Regions from separate parts of the Homo sapiens genome. Here region 1 is linked to region 2. Evidence: chromatin loops called from intact Hi-C (ENCODE). Cell type or tissue: IMR-90. All regions are shown on one strand. Region 1 overlaps NLGN1 (neuroligin 1). Region 2 overlaps NAALADL2 (N-acetylated alpha-linked acidic dipeptidase like 2).

Evidence for each region. Peaks named below come from ENCODE experiments on the same cell type or tissue, not always from the same donor. Only the 100,000 strongest peaks of a DNase experiment are listed, where the experiment ranks them.
Region 1: a loop joins it to region 2, with 6 times the contacts of the local background. A loop is called at or near these places in 2 of 110 quality-filtered maps.

Annotation. Positions count from the first base shown.
Region 1 is chr3:174,124,499-174,126,998 of GRCh38, reverse strand. All of the region lies in intron 4 of NLGN1 (neuroligin 1), which reads right to left. Among named protein-coding and RNA genes, the nearest start is that of NLGN1-AS1, 200 kb to the right of the region's middle. In IMR-90, a CTCF peak has its summit at 1,539 (motif pointing left); a DNase peak (open chromatin) is centred at 1,528; H3K27ac peaks cover 197 bases.
Region 2 is chr3:175,145,040-175,147,539 of GRCh38, reverse strand. All of the region lies in intron 2 of NAALADL2 (N-acetylated alpha-linked acidic dipeptidase like 2), which reads right to left. Among named protein-coding and RNA genes, the nearest start is that of NAALADL2-AS3, 31 kb to the right of the region's middle. In IMR-90, a CTCF peak has its summit at 1,097 (motif pointing right); no DNase peak of the experiment used is centred here.

The DNA.
Region 1 (2,500 bases), 1.0 Mb after region 2:
TATAAACTGTATCTAACTATCTATCTTACCAATAGAGTTTAGAGCAATAGTTAAGAAGTTAGCATGCCATGCTAGCACATGACATTTTGTAGTTCAGAAAAAAAGCTTCTAATGTCTTTGGGAGCCAAGAAATCTCCTCTTCATTAACAACAAATTTATTTATTTATTTTTAGTAAGTATTGTGTAAATACCATGTATCTGGTGCTAGATTAGGTACATGGAAAAGGCAGCTTAGAAAAATCACAGAAGTTGTCCTCCAGTAGTTGGTGATTTTCAAGGGTCTAGTTTTCCAATATGGCATTTGCACAGGTTTAAGGAAAGGCACAGTATCTTATTTTATATTCTCTTCTCAGTCCCAGGTTAAGGCAAGTTTTGATATGGAGAGTGAATTGACTCCTAAACTATATTAACAATAATGATGGGAACAATTAACTGAGGAAGAATTTATTACCACACATGGTATCCTAACAATTAAGTTACATAAATATTTAATCTTACTCTCTGCAGTGCACTTGGTTGGAAGGAATATACAGAAATAATAAAAGTCACATCCATTCAACACTTGGATCATCTGTACCTGTCACTCCTCTAGACACTTCATGGACATTATAATTTTTAAACTATGACCCAGGTCTGTCAGGTTGCAAAGTATATTTTCTTTCCTCTACACTATGGTCTGGTGCTTGCCCTCAGTGAACTCATAAATCTAATGGGAGAGACAGGGCTACCACACATAAAGCAATAAGAAAATAAACAGAAACTAGTTCTGTGGCCTTGATTTTAAAGCCCAAACAAACAAACAAACAAAGAAACAGTGACAATACAGCAAATCCAGTTCAAGAAAGGGAAAGGTGAAGGCTCTAGTGGCAGTGACAGAGTATAAGGCTTCTTCTTTCCAGCATCATGCCCGGGTGAACACAGATTTGCCTCCACTCCTTCTCAATGTGTGACCTTGCACTCAGATGCTCATTTCTTCATCTGCAACATGACAATATTACTTATTGCACTGTGAGACTAAAAGTTAGATGTAAAAGGTCTTGCATGATGTCTGCCCTAAAGTAGAAGCTCTGTGTTGTTAAAGTTAACAGCTATTTTCTTCTTTTTATGACTTAACCGCATAGTAGTTTCTGACAAAGTGACCGACGACTACTCTCTGGAAATATTCCTCACTCCTTGTGGCCTGGGATGCTACAATCTTAAAAGTTTTCTTCCTATCTCTTGAATACTCTTGGTTTCTTTTGGGACTCAGTGCCAAGTTTTATCTGCTTCTTTTATCACCGTATACTTTCTCTGTATACAATCTCATGTACAACCATGACATGTGCATGTATATTCTGCCAACTCACTAGGCAATATTTCAGACTTTGACCTCTCTTTGAGTTCCGAACTGGAATATGCAGCAGCCTATTCAGTATCTCCATTTGACCATCTTACCAGTATCCTAAGAAGAGTATGTCCACACCTGAACTCCCTGTATCACACAGCTCCCCCACCTAAACTCCTTCTCCTTTACTTCCCTCTAGCTTTGTAAACAGCACCACCATCTGGCTAGTTGTTCAGCCCACACATCTAGGGATCATTTTTGATAATCTTCACCTCCTTGTGCTCATATACAGTCAATCATGAAATCTTTTTATGACTTCCTCTTAAATATATTTTAAATCAAACCTCAACTTTTTATCTTCCCCTGCTGCAACCTAGTGTAAGCCAATATGGCCTATAGGCTAAAATATTAAATGAGTCTTACTTTCTTTTTCTTCACCTAGATCATCCTACACAGAGTCATCAAAAAGTCTTTTCAAATCTGAAAATCTATTAAGATCATATCTAAACTTTAAGCCTTTTCATTGCTCTTAGAATGGCTTTTCATTGCTCTTAGAATACAAATAAAAAACCTCAACCTTTGCCTAAAATGCTACCTTATAATCTGGCACTTGAATATTCCTCCAACTCCATCTCATGCCATTCTCCATGCACTCTCAATATTCTGCAGCTAGACTAGCATTTTTTACATTCTTCAAGTGTCCCAAGCCTGCACCTGAGTCAGGCTCTTTCAATCTGCTGGCCCTTCTAATGTTGCCTGGTCAATTCACAGTCAAATTTCAAGTGTTAGCTTAAACTTTCTCAGAAAAGATTCCAGGAACCTCCGTGCTAAATTTGGTCCTTTTGTTACATGCTCCCATAAAATTCTGTGTTTCTTCATCCCAGCATTTAGCTCATTCATAATATACATACATATTTTATATACGTGTGTAATATATGTATATACACATATACGTATAAATATATAAGTATATACTATAAGTGTATACTTATATATGTATATACACATATACATATATATAAGTATGTACTTATATATATACGTATATGTGTATACGTATATATACGTATATATGTATACGTATATATACGTATATATGTGTATACGTATATATACGTATATATATAAGTATATGTATATAAGTAAGTACATATGTATATATACTTATATATATAC
Region 2 (2,500 bases):
GCACTATTCACAATAGCAAAAACATATCATCAACCTAGGTGCCCATCCGTGGTAGACTGGATGAAGAAAATGTGGTACATAATATGTCATGGAATACTACACAGCCACAAAAAAGAACAAAACCATGTTCTGTGTAGCAACCTGGATGCAGCTGGAGGCCATTATCATAAGTGAATTAATCCAGGAACAGAAAACCAAATACGGCATGTTCTCACTTATAAGTGAGAGCTAAATATTGGGTATGGATGGATGCAAAGATGGCAACAATAGACACTGGGGAGTGCTAGAACGGGGAGCAAAGGAGGATGGCAAGATTTGAAAACTACCTATTGGGTACTCTACACACTACCTGGGTGACAGGTACTCCAAATTTCAGCATCATGCAATATATCTATGTAACAAACCTGCATGTGTATCCCTTGAATCTAAAATGAATTTGAAATTATTTTTTAAAAATCATGTTTGCTTTTCTTAACTACAGAATTACTTCAAAAGATCTTAGTTGAGTTTTCCTAAAAAAAGACAAAAATCAGTGCTTTTACCCAGAAAGATTTGCACAAATGCAAATAATTTGGGGACTATATTAAAATTTAGCCATTTACATCATATGCATTTTTTTTCATTAAAATAACTGATCCACTTCAGATCTTGGGAGAAGATTATGTACCTGAATGACGTTAGTAAATTGTAATTTAATTAAATTTAGTTAAAAAAAAAGCTACCTTCCCTTTTTCAAAAAGAGAAAAGTTAAGCCAACAATTTCACACATGGAAGGCAAAATAGTCAAGTAATTGGTTTTCCTATCACTATTTTGTCAAGTAATTACAAGGGAAAACATATACGCATCACGAAGTAAAATAGTAACTTTCAGCCTCTTTCATTATTTTTCTTCTTAGTTCATGTGATTGAAGCCATTCATTTTTCACAATCTAGTTCGTCCAGCACACTGTTAGTAATATGCTATATGCCCTACTTTGTGAAGCAAAAGTAATATTCTATGAATTTCATTTCATCTCTGATTTATCTACAATTTTTTAATGCATTCTCTACAATAATTATTTTAGCTTGCCAGTTAGTTATTAGTAGTCCCACCAGAGGGCAGACAGGGGAAAACTCAGGCTGTAAAACTCAAATAAGCACAATACTGATATTTACTCATTTTTCTATAAAAGCTGTGCAAATGGGAGCACTGTACATATTTGATGCTTATTTCAAATCATTTTCCATTGTTTTCCACAGTCCTTCTCTTTTTTCTGGGTAGACCAGAGACTCACTTTGTGATCTAGTAGTTACCTAAAATAAATTTTGATGGAATTGAATTTATTTTGTATGAAGAAGGTTATGTAAGAGTCAACAGACACACATGAGCCAAATTTAAAATTCAAGAAAATTTACAATAATAGGCCAATAGGGAGACTTCAGCTGATGAGATTTTTTACTATTCTGTAAGAATCACGAATCTTACTTATTACCAAATACAGTATGTGTCACATTTTCTACAGTGAGAATTCTGACAAAGGTGGAAACTGAGAATTACATTAATCTAATTTGTGTGCTACAAAAACATGGAAAACAATTTCCACATCCACAGGAGTCAGTCAGTACTTGATTCTAGCTATATGTCTGAAATGATAAAGAAGAGGTTTATTAATATTTGTCAAAAGAGTACATTTCAAACAACTTCTGAATTATTTGAAGTGGTAGGAAGACTTGTTTTAGAATATCTTTTATTAAAAACTTTAAATAGTTCAATTATTATAAGGAACAGTAAATCCTTATTGCCAAAGTAATAATTTTGTGTAAAATTAGTAGAAAGCATTTAGTTTTGCAATAGCAATAATTCAGGTAAAAAAAAATACACAGAAGTATCAAGACAGTAATACAAAATTGAATGCTTAGGCAATCAGCAAATCAGCCAAGAACAAAGTAAGTCCCTGGTTCAGCACTACTTCTAAACAGCTTTATCTTTAAGCCCAAATTCATAAATCTAGGCTTAAGAAAGGTCAAATGAAAGAAGAAAAAAAATACATTTTCTTTCCGATAAGTTTCATCCATTGCTCGTCAAGCCAATAGAAATATAGAAAACCAATTCTGTTAATTCTGAAGGCAATCTGTTCAACGTCCTTAACACAGATATATGTTTGTGGGTTTAGGTTTATTGAGTGCTACTGCCATGTAGGTCACTGGGAAATAGAAATTTGTCTAAATCTAATTGGAAGAAGAAGAGCAACTTACAAAATTAAAAATTCAGAGAGCTAAAGGAAGTGATACCAAGCCAATGGGCACTGCAGATAAAAGATCTAGAGGAGGTGACTGAACATTGATCCATGTGAGTCATCAAAACACGGTATTCACTAGGGAAATTTTGTCACCACCTAAATGAAGAATAAGGGGACTAAGGAAAATTACCCTGCCTATTAGCAAGAGCTAGGACAGCCCCTCCCAAATCCTTCTCTATCCAGGGATGAAATTAAATATTTAAAATTTGTAAGTGTGAAAA